Linked DNA regions of Homo sapiens: region 1 is linked to region 2. Evidence: chromatin loops called from intact Hi-C (ENCODE). Cell type or tissue: PC-9. All regions are shown on one strand. Each heading gives the region's core, and the rest is flanking DNA. Links, peaks and the distances in the headings are about the cores only.

The links. Peaks named below come from ENCODE experiments on the same cell type or tissue, not always from the same donor. Only the 100,000 strongest peaks of a DNase experiment are listed, where the experiment ranks them.
Region 1: it touches region 2 in a loop (12-fold over the local background); 4 of 110 quality-filtered maps call a loop at or near these places.

The regions. Positions count from the first base shown.
Region 1 is chr5:19,310,079-19,320,616 of GRCh38, reverse strand. No RefSeq gene overlaps it. Among named protein-coding and RNA genes, the nearest start is that of LINC02100, 570 kb to the right of the region's middle. In PC-9, for the core only: a CTCF peak has its summit at 5,563; a DNase peak (open chromatin) is centred at 5,596.
Region 2 is chr5:19,527,413-19,537,950 of GRCh38, reverse strand. All of the region lies in intron 9 of CDH18 (cadherin 18), which reads left to right. Among named protein-coding and RNA genes, the nearest start is that of CDH18, 460 kb to the left of the region's middle. RefSeq lists an enhancer at 5,633-6,832. In PC-9, for the core only: no CTCF peak of the experiment used is centred there; DNase peaks (open chromatin) are centred at 6,100 and 6,470; H3K4me3 peaks cover 734 bases; H3K27ac peaks cover 2,430 bases.

The DNA of each region.
Region 1 (10,538 bases), core at 895-8,894, 220 kb after region 2:
GGTGCTAATTAATGTCAGAGTGAAACAGCACTGGACACTTGTAAAAGACAGAAAGACAGGTTTTATTTTGAGTACTGCAGTGATGGAGAGATTCTAGTACAAACTGAGCTCAACTCCCACTGAGACAAAAGTAACTAGGTTTTTAAAGGGAGAACAGAGAGAAAACAGAAAAGATCTGTGGGAAAGTAAAAGAGGGAACAAAAAGAACTAGGGAACTATGGGGGAAGCAAATGGGGCAGAGTGAGGAGGAAATAGAAAATTACAGAAGGGGAGTAAGTGGAAAGTTACAGAAAATGGATTGAGACAAAATACATTTTGTGGTTCAGCAGCATTGCTCTTTCCTGAGCAAAGACTCTGCATGGGGGTTGGGGTTGTCTTTAGTGGCACAAGCTAGTTAGGTGGAAGCCAAGCTAAAGTCACCCTCTTACCACAATGTTGGGGAAGTCATTTGTGCCACATGAGACTTCACAGTTCAGATTAAGCACATTTATGGTGGATGGTTTCCTAGAAAGAAGGAATCAAATCTGTAAGGGCTCTGTGGTTGGGAGACCATATATATTTAAGAAAATAAAGTAAGGTGAGCTTGGCCACAGCAAGGAAAATTATGGCATGATTAGTGAGGATGCAGGAGTCATACCATGGAGGGCTCTGTAGCCCATGTTACAGGTTTTATTCTAATAATGTAAAATTAAGTTCTAGTGCTTCATCTATGAAGAACTAAAAGTTATTAAACAGGTTAGGTTGAGTTCATATTTCTGTTTTTAAAAAATCAAGCAAATACAATCTATAAAAGGGAGTGTTTGAAAGGGGTTAGAGTGGGCAAAACAAGATCAAGTAGAACTCTGTTGTAATTATCTAGGGAAAAATATAGGTGTACTTTGACTAAAAGTCAAGATCATAAAATTGTGGGAATCTCTAAAATATTTAAGAGGTAAAACCAATAGCCTTTGGCGATAGCTTGAATTTGGAAAAGATAAGGAATAAAAGTATTCCTGCATGAACAGCTGGTGTGACAGTTGTGTTTGTTTGTTCATTTGTTTTTGAAGCTCAGGAAAAATAGAAAGAACACATTTTAGAAAGTGAAGATCATGAATTCATTCTTAAACATTTTGAGGTACCATGCATGGCATGTAGATATGGCAATAGGAAATTGCGTAACTTTGTGTATCAGAGTTGAGTCCTGGATTGGGAATATAAATTTGGAATGTATTCATGTAGTTGATAACAGAAGCTAGTGCAGGGTTGTGAATAACTGGGGACTCTTGCAAGGACAGTATGGAGGTAAAAGAGATAAACTCTGCTAGTGGAAGAAACTTTAAAAATGTAAAGACTAGTAAAGAAGGGTAAGATTTTAAAACAAAGTTGAAAAGGAACAGACAGGGTAGAAAGAAAATGATGTATGTGTTATCAAAGGAGCCAAATAATGAAATGTTTTAAGGAGAACATTTTCAACAGTGTCAAAGAAGAGCACTTACAAATATTCAATAGGCCAATAAGTGCTTCTCAATGTTTGATCCCCAGAGTAGCAGCATCTGAAATGGTGAGAATATGTAATTGTTAGAAATGCAGATCTTAGATCAAAGCCTAGACCTGCTGAACCAGAAATTCTGAAAGTATTTTTGAAGAATCAGTGTTTTATTAAACTCTCCAAACAATTCTGTTGCATAGCAAACTTTGGGAACAATTGTATAGATGATGGAGTGTAGGTGATGGGGGATGCAGGTGAGCTTAACATCTACTATTTTCTTGGGGAGATGGAAATTAGAGCCAGATTAATATTGTGCAGAGGATTAATAAGAAGTGGTAAAATAGATGTCAGGAATAAAGAAAATTTAAACAATTTTGGCTTGAAAGGAGACGAGATCATTATGATAGCAACAGGAAGATATATGGTCAAAGGCTGGTTGGTTGCTTAGTTGATTGGTGATGGTTGTTGATGTTTTAATATTAAAGATATTTAAGAATAGTTAAAAGGCAACAAAAAAGAATCTAGCCTGAGGAACAAGTTTGAATATAAAATAAAATAAAAAAAATGTATTATAAATTCAAAAATTTCTTGAGAAGATTGAAAATAATAAAGTCCGAAGCAAGTATTTTGAAATTTAGCATTAAATTTTTAGTTGCTGTAGTGTAGATTTGGTAAACATTTTCTGTAAAGGACTAGTGTAAATATTTTTGGCTTCTAGGAACACACAGTCTCTGTTAAAACTACTCAACTTTGCCATTTAAGTGGGAAAGCAGACATTAACAACAGGTAAGAGAATGGACATTATTGTGTTCCAGTATAATTCTATTTGCCAAAACAAGCAGACAGCCATATTTGGCCCATATAATACAGTTTGCCAACTCTTCCTTTAAAGAATCAACAACAAAGAAACAGAGGCTGTTGTAGCTACAGCTGCAGATAGGCTTTTGTGTTTGTATATTTGTGGAATGAAGATGGAGGGGGTTGGCTTTTTCTGGTTGTTTCTACAATATCTATAACTTAGGAGAGATAATAATGTGTTGAGCTTGTGAATTTAGGAGGAATGATTACATGACAACAGAGCATTTTTAAAAGGTAATTTCAAAGTATGAGTTGATTTGGGAAAATTAACAGAATTCCTCAGGTGTTGGGGGTCATTTGAATTTTATGATGAACTTTGCTTGTTCTGATGAAACTTTCTCCAACAACTCTCACATGGAGAAAAGAGAAAGTTGAGTTTAGCCAGAGTGAGGATATTGCCAGTCCAATAAAAAAAAAAAAAGTTAAAGGTATAAGGGAGTTGGCAGTATTTTAAGTATTGTTGTTGAGCTCATAATCTGTGAAATCTAATCAAGAAATGAAGGATAGAAAATACTGCTGAATTAGCTGAATTAGGCAGTTTATTCTATTATAAACCTACATGCACTTGCATGTTCATTGTAGCACTATTCACAGCAGCAAAGACATTGAATGATAGACTGAATAAAGGAAATGTGGTATATATATACCATGGAATCCTATGCAGCCATAAAAAAGAATGAGATCATGTCCTTTGCAGCAGGGACATGGATGGAACTGGAAGCCATTATCCTCAGCAAACAAACACAGAAACAGAAAACCAAATACCACATATTCTCACTTATGAGTGGGAGCTGAACAATGAGAACACATGGACACAGGGAGGGGAGAAACATACATTGAGGCCTGTCGAGGCTAGTAGGAAAAAGACTGAATTCATGAAGTATTTGCCATTAGTGAAGTACAAGTGGTACAAGATTATGTTGAACTAAGAAAAATATCACAAAAGTTGCAATAGAGAAAAGAAGAGAGAAAATTGAAAAATCACACATTAGACTTAACACAAAAGAATCTGATCCGTATCAGTGATTTATCTTTAATTGGGTAACATAAGCCATCATATTAACTTTATTATTCTAATTTAAAATTTGTTTTTGTAGTTTTGTTTGTATTAAGTTGATCACGTATGTTAATATCACAGTGTTATGATGTGGCTAAAAAATTGTTACTATTGTCTTGCTTACACATATCTCACTGGTATAATTAAAATAATTTCATCAGAGAAGAAGTTTCAAATTTAAATAATGGTATTACGGTTGATATAAACATTTTAGATAATATAACTAAATAATAGTTCAGATGATAATTATGGGCCATATAGTGAAGATGAACATCTGTATGTGAATTAGAAAATAAACTCTAAAATAATTTAGGCAAGCTTTGGCTGCTGTGTTCCACCATTCTTGGATATATTCAAATCCCTCTGGAGTCCAAAAGCCCTAATTAAAGCTATGATTAACTAGTTACATTTTCATAACTGAGGTCTAATTATAAGTTCAGACATTTCCCTGCCTAACAAAGAAAAAGCCATTGCTGCTGACAGCTGCACAAGCTATAAACACTGAGAAATAAGTAAGGGAATTTGAAACAGCTCTGTGACATTGTCAGGGTAAAACCCTGCCGTTTCTTTTACTAGAGGTGAGAGAAGATGTATCACTAGGCACATGACAAGACACATCTTTATATGAGGATCAACCAGTCCTCATAGTTTGTAAACTTGTAACTGACAATTTACAAAAAAAAAAAAAAAGACTACAAACTATTGAAGTTTTAAATAAAAATAGAAATATTGCAATCACACAACATTCACAAAACTTTTCTGGGAAAACAATGTATTCATAGTGTTCTTGATTCCTTTATGTAATATTCTTTTGGGTTGCAAAGACAGTTAGCTTCAAGAACAGAATTTAGAGGTATCCCTGTGGCAGTATGATAAATTAAAAATATTTTATAATGTTAAACATCAGCATTTAAATTTCCAAATTTTGATGGAAAGAGCACAACAGACTGAAATTGATCTCTCCATCTCATACATAAGTTGAAATTCTGATCCCAATCTGATGGTGTTTGAAGTCCTGGTCTTTGGGTGGTAATGAGGTCACAGGGTGACCCTCGTGAATTGCATTAACGCTCTTATAAGAAATGGCTGAAGAGCTAGCTAGCTCTTTTTCCTCCATGTGAAGGTACAGGATAAGTAGACTGTCTGCAACATGGAAGAGGGTCCTCACCAGAACTTAACCACACTCATACCCATATCTTGGACTTCTAACCTTCAGAATGGTAAGAAGTAAGTTTTTGGTTTTTGTAAGCAACACAGTCTATGGTAATTTGTTTATAACAGCCATGCTCACTAAGACAGAAGTTGGTACCAATAAGTTGGGTGGTTCTGGAAAAAATATCTGAAATTGTGGAAGAGCTTTGGAACTGAGTCATGGGTAGAAGCTGGAAGAATTTTGAAGTGCATGCTAGAAAAACCTAAGATTGTCACTGAAGGGAATTAAGTGGATCTGGTAAAGACTCAAAAGGAAAAGATGGGAGCTTTAAGGAAAGCTTTATTCATCTTAAAGCATACATGAATACTTACGTACAGAATGTTGCTAGAAATATGGAAAATAAGTTCTTTTTTTTTTTCTTGGCAGAATCTCGCTCTGTTGCCCAGGCTGGAGTGCAATGGCACAATCTCGGCTCACTGCAACCTCCGCCTCCCAAGTTCAAGCAATTATCTGCCTCAGCCTCCCGAATAGCTGGGATTACAGTCGCCTGCCACTACGCAAGGTTAATTTTTGTATTTTTAGTAGAGATGAGGTTTCACCATCTTGGCCAGGCTGGTCTTGAACTCCTGACCTCGTGATCCACCCGCCTCAGCCTCCCAAAGTGCTGGGATTACAGGCGTGAGCCACCATGTCCTGGCTCCTTCTTCTTTATTTCTCCATTTTGGAATGGCAATGTCTATCTTATTTCTGTCACACCATTTTTTTTTAGAAGCGCATAACTTGTTTAATGTGATGGTTAGTTTTAGGTATCAACTTGACCGAATTAAGAAATAGCTAGAGAGCTAGTAAAGCATGATATCTGGGTGTGTCTGTGTGTGGCAGTGTTTGCAGAGGAGACAGGTGAATGAGTCAGTGGAATGGGTGGGGAAGATCTGTCCTTAATATGGGCAGGCATCATCCAACTGGCTGTGGGCCCAGACAGAACAAAAAGTCAAATGAAAGGCAATTTATTTTTCTCTGTCTTGGAACTGGGACACCAGTCTTCTCCTATCTTTGAACATTAGAATTGCAGGCTCTTTTGCTTTTCAACCCCAGGACTTATACCAGTAACCTCCTGGGGTTCTCAGGCCTTCAGCCTTGGCCTGAGAGTTACACCATCACTGCCCTGGTTCTGAGGCTTTTGGCCTTGACTGAGTCATGCTACTGGCATTTTAGGGTCTGCAACTTGCAGACGGCAAGCTGTTATAAGACCTTTTCAGAATCACATGGGCCAATTCCTCTAATAAATTTCTTCTCATATTTTTTCTTCCTTCCTTCATTCCTTCCTTCCTCTCTCTCCCTCTTTCTTTTTCTTTTCTTTTCTTTCCTTCCCTTCCTCCCTTCCTCCCTCCCTCCCTCCCTCCCTCCCTCCCTCCCTCCCTGCCTGCCTTCCTTTCTTCCTTCCTTCCTTTCTCTTTCTTTCTTTCTTTCTGTTTCTTTCGGTGTTTCTTTCTTTCCTTCCTTCCTTCCTTCCTTCCTTCCTTCCTTCCTTCCTTCCTTCCTTCCTTCCTTCCTTTCTTTCCTTCCTTCCTTCTTTCTTTCTCTTCTTTCTTTCTTTTCTCTCTCTCTTTTCTTTTCTTTTTCTATCAATTTACCTGTCCATCTATCTATCTTATTAGCTTTATCTCTCTGAAGAGCCCTAAAAAATACATGAGAGTTTACAGTTTCACAGCTAGATAAGAATTTTGTCTGAGGAACATTTGTACCTCAAATCCTAATCATATTGAATTCAGACAAGACTTTGGACTTTTAACTTTACAGTTGATGTTGGAGTGAGTTAATTTTGGGCCTATTGAGATGAAATGAATGCATTTGCATGTAGAAAGCACATGAATTCTGGGAAGCCAGAAGTGGAATGCAATGAACTGAATGTTTGTGTTCTCCCAAAATGCATATGTAGAAAATTTAATCTCAATGTGATGGTATTTGGGAGTAGGGATTTTGGAAGGTAATTAGGTCACGAAAGTAAAACCCTCGGGAATAAGATTTGTGACCTTAGAAGAGGCCAGTTAGCTTCCTCGCTTTTTAACTTGTGAGGACACAGGAAGAAGATGGTCCTTCAAAACTAGAAAGAAGTTCCTCATCAAAATCCCAACCATGCTGGAACCCTGATCTCAGACTTCCAGCATCCAAAATTGTAAAAATTAAAAATGTTTGTTGTTTAAGTTATCTGGTCTATAGCAATTTGTCATAGCAACCTGGACTAAGACAAACACGCATGGTGAAGTTTAATAAAATAATGAAAGTACATATTGTACTTGACTATTTCATTTTCATATTAAAATCTTTTTACTAAAAAACTGAAATTTTCTTTACAAAAACCAGGAGTCCTAAGATTGATATAATTTTATTTTAATTAGTGCATTTGCTAATTTCACCTTTTATAAATAAACTCATACTTTGGAGAGTTTTCCATTATGAGGTTTTATTTATACATTTATTCGACAAATATATGTGGAATTTGTTCAACAGCTAATATTAATCAGATGTTACCTTAGTCTGTTTGATCAAAGTGAATGCAATAGACACAGCCTTATTCAACTTTCAATCCAGAGGGATAGTTAGCCAGTAAAAAAATGTAATAAAAAAGATATCCTTTATTTCACTCATACTAAAATACACATAATTTTAATGTACGTTTTAACATCTCTGAACTTAGTATTCATTGCCTGATTAATAGAATATTCCTGTTGCTGTGGTCCAGAATGCAGTCTTTTAGTAAAAGTTATTATCTACCTATATATATATTGGTTTAGGCTGTTTATATATCATCAAAGCAGTGGAATTAGGTATTATTTTATTTGAAAAATGCCCCAAATATTAGGAAAAGTAATTCACAGATATAACAGTGCCTTTCAATAAAATAAAAATAAAATACAATAAAGGAAAGGGAATTTCCCTTCAACTTACAAATGAAAGAAAGAGCTGCCTACTGGGCAAAGGATAAGGGAAATGATTGAACCAGCTGAAATTTATAAGAAGTGGATGTGATAAGGCAGCCCTGCTTGGTATAGACAGAGGTGTCAACAATTAAAGAACACACTCATGAAAAAGTGTCTGCTTGTTACTCCTAGTGTAGTATCTGGAAAGCTACATCCATTGGTATTTCAGCACACAGGATATTTCAGAACTATTTGAAGAAGAAGTAAGAGTGCAGAATCTCGATGACTCCTGCTAAGATTCAGAACATGCTGACTTCAAAATTTGCAAAATATGTGCCAACAGCTGACTTAAAAATTGGGAAACATAGGCAAAGCAATATTTGAATAAATTATTTCTTTCTTTCCTGCATTTGCCAATCCCTTAACAGTGGGAAGGACATTGTTGCATGAAAAACATGAACAGCAATATCTGCATCAAAATACAACTTAGGAAAGTTGAACTTCGAATTCAAGGTTTAGGTTAAAGTTAAGGTTAAACTTCACCATTTATTTTACATATAGTTACATTTTTACATGGATAAGATAATAATTGTTGAATAAGATTCAAAGTATCCTTTTCTAAAGTCTAAAAAATTATGGGTGATACAAAAGCAATATATCATTATGTAGCAAAGTTGCTGTTTTCCCAGCACCATATGCAATAACTCTGGGCCACCAATGAGATACCAGCTTAATGAAATATACGGTAATTTAAATATCTGCTTGAAGAAAACTGGGTAAGGGATAATACTCTAAGATGGAGAATGCTTTGCAAAGAATTATCAGGCGAGTTTTTTGATAAAGTGACATTTATTTTAAGAACTGAAGAATAAGAAGAGTTTGCTTTGAAATTATAGATTTGTCATAGAATTTGCCCAAATGTAGTCAATTCTGAGGAAAAAGGAGACACTCTTTAAAATGTTGGGTCTTACCCAGAAAACCAATGAGCATGATCATGCTAAACAAAATAGAAGTGAAGACTGTGGAAGGCAGAGGAAAATCTGCAATAATGGAGAAAAAGTTTGGCATGTAAGTGTAACCCAAGACCATTTTCCTAGACTCTAATAGAAATGGAGAGAGTGCTATTGAGATGAAGTACAAATGACAAATGGGACAAGAGAAAGCATTGACCTTACTAGCCTAATGTAAAGAGCCAATGCTTTATTCCAAGTGCAGTATAAAAATATTTTAGTTGAAATATTCTAGCTACTTTGTGGAGAATGGATTGGAAGGATCAAGAGAGACATCTAGAGATGAGTTTGGAGGCTATTGCAATAAGCCATAGAAGAGATCAACTAAGGTGAAGACAGTGGAGATCAGAAAAAAGTGGATAGATTATAAATAAAATAATAAAATATAAGAAAGACTGATGCTTGAATATAATGGCTGAGGTAGAAAAAGTAACTGAAAAATTGCTCCAATTTTTCTTGCATGAATATCTGGATGAATTCCAGCACTATTTTCTGATATGTAGTATTTTCAAGGAGAAAAAGATTTGGGGAGAGAAATGACCATTTCTACTTAGTATATGCTTACAATGCATGAAAGACATCTACATGAAGATGTCAAGTATAAATTTAGATATACGAGACTGGTACTCAGAGGAAAAGTTAAGGCTAAAGAGGTAACAGAAGAACGCATCAGCACAATATGTTGGCTAAAGCAACAAACCAACAAACTGTTTATTTTACCTAAGGAGATGGTAGAAAAAGATAAGAAAACAAAGATCTGATGTATGCCAATGAAATAGGGAAATCTGTAAAAAGGTCTGGCAAAGTAAGGTGAACAAAACATATATGTAAAACCACTAAAGATCTTCATTTCAGGGAACCCAAGAAGATTATTGCAAGAGAAAGAAAGAATGGTTGAATTTATCAATTGCTGTTGAATCATTTAATAAGATGAGGTAAGAGGAATTTCCAATCAATTTGACAATAAAATTGATATGGTTTGGTTCTGTGTTCAACTCTCATCTTAAATTGTAAATCCCATGTGTTGAGGGAGGGACCTGATGGGAGGTGATTGGATCATTGGGCCGTTCCCCCATGATGTTCTTCTGATAGTGAGGGAGTTCTCATGAGGTATGGTGGTTTAAAAGTGGCAGTTTCCCCTGTGCTATCTCCCTCTCTTGCTGTCCTGTGAAGAAGGTGCTTGCTTCTCCTTCACCTTTCACCATGATTGTACATTTCCTGAGGCCTCCCAAGACATATGGAACTGTGAGTCAACTAAACATCTTTTCTTCATAAATTACTCAGTCTCAGATAGTATCTTTATAGCAGTGTGAAAATGGACAAGTACATAGAATTGGTACCTTCAGAGTTGGGTACTGCTATAAAGATAACCTGAAAATGTGGAAGCAACTTTGGAACTAGCTAACAGGCAGAGATTGGAACAGTTTGGAGGGCTCAGAAGAAGATAAGAAGAGGTGGGACAGTTTGAAACTTCCTAGAGAGTTGTTGAATGGTTTTGACCAAAATGCTGATAGTGATATGGACAAGGAAGTCCAGGCTGAGGTGGTCTCAGATGAAGATGAGAAACTTACTGAAAACTGGAGAAAGGTCACTCTTGCTATGCTTTAACAAAGAGGCTGGCAGCATTTTGCTCCTGCCCTAGAGACCTGTGGAACTTTGAACTTGAGAGAGATGATTTAGGGTATCTGGCCGAAGAAATTTCTAAGCAGCAAAATGTTCAAGATGTGAACAGGCTTTTTCTGAAAACATTCAGTCATATGCATCTACAAAGAGACAGTTTAAAATTTGAATTTATGTATAAAAGGGAAGTAGAACACAAAGGTTTTGAAAATTTGAAGCCTTACTATGTGGTAGAAAAGAAAAATCCATTTACTGGGGAACAACTCAAGCCAGTTGCAAAAATTTGCCTAAATAATAAGAAGCTGAATGTTAGTAGCCAAGACAATGTGGAAAATGTCTTTAAGGCATGCCAGAGATCTTCACAGCAGCCCCTCCCATCACAGGCCTGGAGGCCCAAGAAGGAAAAATGGTTTCATGGACCAGGCCCAGGACTCTGTGGCTCTGTGCCACC
Region 2 (10,538 bases), core at 1,321-9,320:
CTCTTAAAATTTTCTGTATTTTAGCTACTATTCCAGTATGTTGGTATTGGGTACTTTATAATCTTTATCTTAAAGTATCTTTCAATTAACTCATGCAGAATATATTAATAAATGATACTTGCTAGTCAGTGTGGTATTTTAGACACCAGGGATATTGAGAATATTATTTTGCCTTTGAGGCATTTGAGTGTTATTCATAAGACAAGGTAAGTAGATAATTGCATTATGGAAAATTACTGCAGAAAGAGGATTTTTTAGGGATAAGAGAGATTTTTTAGGGGCTACAAAACTGGTAGTTTAATCACTCTAAGAGGATCAGTGAAGGTTTCATAGGGAGGATAATGCATGGATTCAGTCTTGAGGTGAGGGATGAGTAAAGGTTGCCCTGCATATTCTCTTCTGATTCCAAATGTGTCTGAATTTGTGTATTAGGATTCTCCAGAGAAACAGAGCGATAGGGAGGATGCGTGGGTGTGTGTGTGTGTGTAATGTGTATGTGCACATACACACACTTACATATGTACATATATTGAGATCTGGAAATAGATTGATAAATAGAGAAAGAGAGAGAGAAAGAGAGAGGGGGAACAGGTAGATTTATTATAAAAAATTGGCTCACATGATTATGGAAGCTATCACATCCCAAATCTGCAGACTCTGTATCCCACTTTGAGTCTGAAGGCAGGCAGACTGCTATAGAACCAGAAAAACTCATGCAAAACTGTGAAGCAGGAGAATTCTCTGTCACTGGGGGGGAATTACTTTGGTTCTAGTCAGGCCTTCAACTGATTGAATGAGGCCCACTAACAATATGAAAGACTGTCTGCTTTACTCAGTCTCCTGATGCAAATGCTAATCTCATCCAAAAACACCTAGAATAATGTGTAACTATACATATCTGAGCACTCCATGGCTCAATCAAGTCCACACATAAAATTAACCATCACAGTACCATAGACTGTATCATTTGCACCGTTATCTGAGTGATCTTTCACAATATCTGGATCTCAAACCTGACTACACATTATATTTTTGAATCACCTCGAGTGCCATACCCACTGCTCATCTGAGATTCTGAGATTCATTTTTTCCTGGAGAAGGTCTTCAGCATTTTACATTCCAAACCAGTAGCTCTCAAAGTGTGTTCCATGGGAACAAATAATGCAGATCCTCAGGCCTTGGCCCAGATCTAGTGAATCAGACACTCTGTGGTTGAGGCCCAGCGACCCTGGTTGTACCAGGCCTTCCATCTGTTTCTCATTCATGCTAAAGTTTAAGGACCATTGCCCTATATGAATCCAATGTAAAGTTAAGGTTAAGAAACATTGTTTCTAACCACAATTTGATTTAAATCATAGCTCCATTTAGTTCCAATCCTATGACAAACATATGCACAGAGATACGTACACATTTCCTGATTGTCTAAGAAATAAACTCCACGTGTATCAATTTCCTTAACAAGACTCAGCCCTCTCTGTTTTCAGCTTAATCCTCTGAAAAATGTGTATTACGCTTTTCATCATAGTCTCCAAACAGGCCAGGTTTTTTCAATAATTTCATAACCCTTTCATCTTTCAGTGACCTGTTTTCATTTTGCTCTGCTTTCCAAAGTTATTTACTGGTAAGAACTGTTTCAAATGTCACAACTGTAAAAGTTTTTCAACAACTTAGACAAATGTACAGTTTCTTTTCTTCCACAGTTAAATGTTCTGCATGCATTAAGTATAACACTTATTGCATTTCATTGTAGTATTTTTTCACCTCTATGGGCTTGTAACCATGTCAAGTTTAGAAATCTGGTCTAACTTATCTTTGTTCATCATAGTATTGTCAAATACTTAGTGAATGTCTTGGTGTATAGAACGTGGTTAGTAAATTTTGTTAAATACATAAATATAATTTGCTCCTAGTTTCTCCACCCATCATACCAGCTCAACAACTTCATGATTCACTACACAATTTATTCTTCATTTAATGCAAATATCCTATTTAACCTTGTTCTGTGCACTAAATGTAAAAATTTCTTTGACCTGGTCAGTTCACCAAAAGGAAACTCTAATCATTCATTGCTTGTATAATAGATAAATTTCCAAAAGAGCCAAAGTTTGGGAGATGATACTTTATTGAAACTTTCAATGTGTCTGAAAGCTTCTGCTATTTCCAGAATTTACAAATGAAACAACAAAAATTGCATATTGTATACATTGCTTCAGCTCTCTTTTTCACTTGTGGACATAAGAGTCCACAAACCAATGTTTGTGTTTTCTTTATTCATTGAGTCTTTTTAGTTATTTTTTTCTCGACTCTCATGCAAACATATCCAAAGACTAGAATCCACAAATTTCAAATGTAATCCAACTGTTAATGTCAGATAATAGAAATGAAATTTAGTGTTTGTGAGTGTATTCCTTGTTGCCCTTTAATATGAAGTTATTTTTGGTTAGCAGCTGCATCTAAGAATATAAAAACCCGTCACCTCGGAGTGAGTATTTTTAAGTCCCTGTAGCTTATAAACATTATTTTATTATTATCAATGTGCTTATTTTGATGTATGCAATTTGTCTTCCACAAATGTGTTTGTATTACCAATTTCCCTTAGCACACAAAGAGATCCTAATTAGCACTTTTACTTAGCTCGCGAAGGGAATAGCACAGAAAGAAATCAGTATTGCCTTAACCAATGATCAAAAGTAATCAAACAAAATGCTTTTCAGGAATATTGTGTATACATATATGTATCAATCCATTGCCATATAACAGATTACTTCATAATGTAGTAACAGAAAACATCAATAAACAATAGTGTGTTACCCAGTTTCTTTGGCTCAGTAATAAGGGAACAGCTTACGTGGGTTATTCAGGTTCAGAGGTATTCAAGAGGTTGTCACCCAGATTTTGATTAGGGCTGTAATTATTTCAAAATGTGACTGGGCCCCAGGGAGATGCTTCCAACATGTCTCACTTACATAACTAGCAAGTTGGTGCTGGTTTTTGGCAAAGAACTCAGTTTTTCACATCATGGACTCCTTCATAGGACTGCTGAGTGTCTTGATTGTCATGGCAGCTGGCCAACTCAGAGTGAGTTATCCAAGAATGAGTGACCTGAAGGCAACCATCTTCTTTATGACCTAGCCTCAGAAATTACACATTGTTACTTCTGCAATATTGTATTTAATATTATTAAATATGGAAAACCTTGTTAAATATGGAAAGCCATTATACAAGGATATGAATACCAGGCTGGAATAATTGGTATCGTCTTGGAGGTGGCTGCCAGAATTTGTTCGAATGTTTTTACTTATATGTAAAAAAGCACACAAGTAAAAATAATTGAATTTGTTCTCAAATTTAAAAGAGATTTATTGGCTCATGTATCTGTAAAGTGTATAGGTAAATTAAGCTATGAGTTTGCTTTGATCAGGTATCTGTCTCCAATTCTCCCTGATTTTTCATCTTCTGAATTTTTTAACGTCACCTTTTTCCTTCATGTTGCTATATTATAGTAACAAGTAACAAATTGTATGTTAACTTGTAACATGGTAATAAGATGAGTGACGCTAAAGTTGGGTTCATGCATTCTCATTCACAACCTGGGGAGATAAATTGTCATTTTACATAGCCATTAAAAATGTTGCTGCTTTCAGTTTTTTTTTAATGTATTAATCTCCTTTCACTGCCTTAAAAATGTATTTAATACATGAAATTTGTCCATAAGTGGATGAATTATTGTAACAAAATGAAAGGCATGTGGACACTGACTCAGGACCATCAGGCCTATATTTTTATTATTGCTCATGGTTAACTCCTTTCATACCTTTTAGGTTCTACACAATAAGGAGCAATTTGATGAGACAATCACAATATCCACCACATTTACTTAATGTGCCAATACATTTGATGATTTATTAATTGCAATATCCCAGTGTTAGTATCATATTGTAAGACAATTAGAACAAGTTTCTTTATTCAAAAGAAACTTCAAATCACTCAAATAATTTTACACAGCATTGCTAGATATTTATTTTATAGGTTTCCTTTCATTAAATTTCTAATACCTCTTCCAATTTCTTTACATGTATTGTATCAGATAACATTGCTTCTCCAAAAACTTATAAAATAAGAGCAATCAGAAAGGGGTTTCCATATTCCCGTGCCATCCTATATATCAACCTAGCTAGTGGATGTTGATATCTGTAAATATGGCTTTTTTCAGGTTCCTGAAATGCACTGTCCATGCCAAGTCTCTGGCCACTCCTTCACATGACCTTATACTGTTCTTATTTGTTTGCTGTGAGACAATGCTCTTTCTATTTTATCCTGTTTCCTGAATTCTTACTTTTTCACTGTCTAAAGCATGCCCCTGTCCTCAAAAACATGCTTTATTTTCTATCTGAAAATAAAATTAATTCATGCAAAGCAAACAAAACCTGAAAACATCTGTTGATCTAATATTCTCCTCCAAATACATCTCTGTTATCTCATTCTTTTGACTGAAAAGCTCCTTGAAATAATTTACTCTGTTCACAGTTTGTACTCTCTTTTCTTCCATGCTGTTTTAAATCCATTCTAACAAGACTCTTGACTTTGCTACTTCAGCACAATCATTCTCAACCTCCATGTTGCAGAATCCAAAGCCTAATCCTATTCCTCTACTCAACAAAGCATCAACATTTGATACGATTAACAACTCTTTCAAGAAAAAGATTCTTTCTTTGGCTTACGGACATAATATCCTTTTGATTAACTCCATCCTTCATTGGCTCTTCTTTCTGCATGCTGTTTAGTTCCTCCTCGCTTCTCTATGTATTGAATTGTGAGACACCAAGTTTTACACTTTAAATGTATCTTGAGTTGTTGCCAAGGTGATTTCATTCAGTCTCATGGATTGGATAGCTCTCAAATTTTAATCTGCAGCTGCAATGTTATTTTTCCCCTGAATTCCATATTGGCCACTTTAATATCTCCTCCTGGAGGTCTCAAACTCGACATGCTGCAGGTAAATCTCTGTAAAATCTGATTTCTCCCTCAATCTTCTTCAGATGTCTTATCTATCTTTGGAATGATGACTATAGTCCAGATTGCTCATATAAACCATGCAGTCATTTGTCTCTTCTCTCTCATGTTCCACATCCAATCCATTGGAAACTTTTGTCAGCTATACCTTTAAAAACTATTTATAAGTCAACTATTTCCTATCATTTATCTCACTTCCACCGCAGTTCGAACAACTTTCACCCCTTACCTGGGGTATTTTAAGAGCTTTCTTTGGGTCCTAACCTTAGCTTCCTTTGGGCTTTGGGTCTTAATCTTAGACTTCTTGTTATTCACCCAGCTGTCATAATGTTCCTTTTAAAACATAAGTGATACTACATACTACTAAGTCAAATCAAATACTTCCAAATAAATGAAAATATGACACTCATAATGAATGAACCAAGATACAAACCCAGGCACTCACACATATACAAATATCTTGTCGAAAGTTAAAGATAAGGAATGTCTTCTGTTTTCACCTTAGTTCTGGGTAAAGGAAATGAAAATAAAAAAATGTTAATCATCAGAAATTATGTATAAGGTACTTCTTAACTATTGCTTCAGATCATCTTGGTGTCAACAACCCAGTGACAAGCATAAATGCGGAATATTTTCAATAATTTATAATATTTAGTATTTCAATAGAAGCAATACATTGATAAAGTTTATGTTGTTACTAAAAGTTCATTGGAAAGAACTTTGTTAGAATGATGCATTAGAAAAATGTTGTCAAATGGAAGTCTAACATTTAAAAAAAAAGACCCAAAAAAATACATTGGCTACAAATTTAATGCCTCAGAATACATCACTCTTGTTAACAAGTCAGCTTTCATGGAGAGCAATTTACATAGTAAAATTACCATTTTAATGTGTAAAGTATAATGAATTTTGCAGAGGCATCTAGTCACTTTCCACAACCTTCGTCCACAAAAGTTAAAGGGATTTCTCTTCTCTCACCTCCAAGTCCTGGTAACTACCTATAGTTTTGCCTTTTTCAAATGTAATGAGAATGACAAGTAGATACTGTGGACACCTTTGAGTCATTCTTTTCAGGAAGCTTTTGCGTTAATGAGTCAAGTTTATGAGTCAAGCTTATGAGTCATTATTTTCAGGAAGCCACACCTGGCTAATTTTTGCATTTGTTTTTAATAGAGACAGGCTTTCACCATGTTGGCCAGACTGGTCTCGAACTCCTGATCTCAGCTGATCCACCCACGCCAGCCTCCCTAAGTGCTGGGATTACAGGTGTGAGCTACCGTGCCCAGCCCAATTTTGTTTGTGTGTGTGTGTGTGTGTGTGTGTGTGTGAGAACACACATTTTAACTTGTCTTGGGTAAATAGCCAGGTGTGGGATTGTCAAACAAAATACCATGTTCGAGTTTATGGAAACATGCCAAATTGCTTTCCAAACTGGCTATACAACTTTGCATTACCATCAGCAGTTGCTTCACGTCTTCCGCATGTGTTGCCAGGGTATTTTTCCCCGTCATTCTAATAAGTATGTAGTGACATCTTATTGTGGTTTTTATTTGCATTTCACCACAGAGAAATGATGTTGAAAATATTTTCATGTGCCATCTGCATTTTCTTCTTTGGTGGATTTTCTGTTCAGGATTTTGCAAAATTTTATAAAGTTATTTAGATTTTTATTGTTTGAATTTGAGATTTTAATATATGCAGATATATGAGTTAATCAGATGTTCATTTTTTTGAATATATTCACATATTTGTGTCTTATCTTTTCATTTTCTTAATGAACGCTGTATTTAGTGAGTTTTTCAAAGAACATTTTCTTGAAAATTACAATTTATTGGAGGTGGAGCCAAGATGGCCAAATAGGAACAGCTCCGGTCTACAGCTCCCAGCGTGAGCGATGCAGAAGACAGGTGATTTCTGCATTTCCATCTGAGGTACCGGGTTCATCTCACTAGGGAGTGCCAGACAGTGGGTGCAGGACAGTGGGTGCAGCACACCATGCGCGAGCCGAAGCAGGGCGAGGCATTGCCTCACTCGAGAAGCGCAAGGGTATATTGCGGCACTATTCACAACAGCAAAGACTTGGAACCAAGCCAAATGTCCAACAACGATAGACTGGATTAAGAAAATATGGTACATATACACCATGGAATACTATGCAGCCATAAAAAATGATGAGTTCGTGTCCTTTGTAGGGACATGGATGAAACCGGAAACCATCATTCTCAGCAAACTATCCCAAGGACAAAAAGCCAAACACCGCATGTTCTCACTCATAGGTGGGAATTGAACAATGAGAACACATGGACACAGGAAGGGGAACATCACACTCTGGGGACTGTTGTGGGGTAGGGGGAAGGGGGAGGGATAGCACTGGGAGATATACCTAATGCTAAATGACGAGTTAATGGGTGCAGCACACCAACATGGCACATGTATACATATGTAACAAACCTGCACATTGTGCACATGTACACTAAAACTTAAAGTATAATAATAATAAAATAAAAAAAGAAAATTACAATTTATTGGCTTTTTTATGTTTTTTCTTTTGTGTTTTTTTCGAATAATTCTTTGCCAAACAAAAGGTAACAAAAATTTCCTTTATTAGTTTTATATATTTAAACTTTGAGGTTTTATATTTATATCTATGGTTTCCTTTGGGCCATGTTTTATATATGATGAGTGGTAAGAGTCAAGTTTAATTTTCTTTAATATGAATTTACAATGGATCCACCATTTGTCTTAATGCTATCATTTTCTCAATTAATTGTTATGGCTAGTTTGTCCATAAACCCTTGAGCATTTGTGTATTTATCAATTTCTGGGCTCTCATTGGTACCACTGACAATGTATATACTAATACTACGGTGCTATGATTGCTATAGTTTTATAATGACACAAAATCAGATAGTGTGAGTTCTCCTACATTTTTCTTCCTCCTTTTTGAAATTGTTTGGGTTATTTTAGAACAGTTTTTGTTGCATATAACTTTTAGAATCAGCTTATCAAATTATTCAACAATATCGGATTTTTGGTTGGTATTACACTGAATCTAAGTTTCAATTTGGGAGCATGGACACCTCAATGAACAACATTGAGCATTTTATCCATGAGTAAACACAGTATGTTTTCAGTTATCTAGGTCTTTTAAACATTTCTCAAAGCAACATATGTAGAATTCAGCATACAAACATTTCACGTATTTGTTTTCATGTTTATTCATGTTATATAAGTTAGATGTTAAAATCTTCCTTTACTTTCATTCTGATAGAAATATATGTAAATACCGAACTTGTATCCTGTGATACTGCTAGACTGTTTTAATAATTCTATTTTTTTGTATATTATATGGTATTTTCTTCATAATCATAATAAATCTTCATAGATAATAAATCTTCATAGATAATAAATTTGTTTATTTTGCAATTTACATCACTTTTATTTCTTTTACTATTTACTCTAACTATAACCCTAAAGATAGTGTTCAGGAGAAGTTCTGAGAGCATATATCCTTACATTTCTGTTTATTTCTGATCCTTGGGATAAAGCATTCAGTATTCACTGATAAGGGTGATCATAGTTACAGTTTTGTTCAGGTTGAGAAAGTTCCTTCTATTTGTAACTTGCTAAGTGTTCTTTATTTCTTGTTAAAAATGTCATATTTGTTAACTTTTATTATGTGTGTATTGAATGTGTGCAGTGAATTATATTCACTGATTTTTAAATGTTAAACAACCAGTCTTCTTTTCCTAGGATATCCCTCACTTGGTCATAATGAATGTATTATCAAAGCCTGAGATAGTCCTGGGGCTCAGATTATGTAAGTCTCTTCTCCCAGAGAGCATTCTTAGCATTATCTATTTTCTTTTTTATATATTTTATTCCATTTTACGATCCTTTGTGATGGCAGGCCAGTTTTAATCAGTTGCTCTTTCCTGACTAAGGTGGATTTTTTTTTTAAGTTCTATTTCCAAACCAGTCAAACTTCTTATTGTAATTATGTAGTTTATTTAAATATTAAACAAAATAATGGGATATACGCACAGAATGGATTCAGAATTTGTGTAACGTACTTTAAGTTGAAAGTTTCCCAAGACTTCATAAAAGAGATTTGCTAAAATTATGTTCCAATTAAGGAGAACAGTTAGGCAATTATAAAATCTCAGGTAATTTTATAGAATTAGAAGTGTTGCCACGCTTAGTGTTTTGAAAGAATCTTCAAGTTCTTCCCTCACTTAGAATCAATCAATTTTGGGCTTCATAAATAGCTTCATAAATAACTCAGTGTGTTATCTTTACAAGAATGGTGGTGTTAACCCCGAACAGCAACAAATCTGTTCTCAGAGTTAGGTCCATACTCCTACATTGAGAGATTGCAGTTTGATGAATAATTATGCATTTCAATATATTTATACAAACATTTAAAATATATATATCATTATTTTTATTAATTATTTTACATAGTAGCTGTTTTGCTTTAATTAACATTATTATTTTTGATGTTGATTCTATCTGATAAGGAAATTTTTATTATAATTAGATTGCACACCCAGAAAAAGAAAGAATAAACTTATAATCCATTTTGTTAGTAAAGTTCTAAGCAGCATTAAAAATATGATTGTAATTATAAATGCAAAAGACAGCATAAAAGTTCATCACAAGGTAAATCCTATATACTCTATAAAGATAAAAGATAGAAAAGTTCACAGGCGTTATACACAAATAGGCCAAGATAGAAAAAACATGTTAAAACTGAATTATTACAAAAAGTAGAAAATAAATGTTATATTTGGTAGATTTTCTTATATAATTGAGTGGGCCAATTGTGACATTTTCACAAGAATAGAATACATATTTTTCGTTTACTTTATAATCAATACAATTTCTTACATTCTCTCAATGTAATTACTTTCAACTAGAGGTAAATTACTTTGACTTTGTAGTTCTGGTTAACGGAACAAAGTGTTCATTCCTAACAGCAAAGGCACAGCTTTAATTTTAAAGCTTCTAACTCCTGTTACTCTCAGGTAATAATATTAATGATATATATAAGGAATTATTGGAGGATTTATAGGCAACTGGAACAAAATAATGTACTGAAAAGAGTCAAGATTCATTTTAAATAATTCACTTCAATCTAGAATTTGTATGATAACTATGTAATAAATGAGAGCACTTACTGTAAACTGACAAAAGTTGAATAAATATATGGGATAAGTTTTATGTGATGTGTTTCTAAATGCTTTGTAATTTTTGAAATATTTCTACACGTGTTATGCTCCTTCCTATGAAATAACAGACCTTAAACACAGAGTTGGTTTAATATTCTGTTGCATAAAATTCACAGAATGCTTTATTTTAAAACTTTTTATATGGATACAGTAAAGGGATATTTGAGGAGTAATTTATTATATATGATATACACCTTTCATATAAATTATAGCAAATTATTTTGAATACAATATTTGATTTTTTTTACTGATATTTAAATAATATATTTAAAAAAGAGAAAAAGAAGCATATTA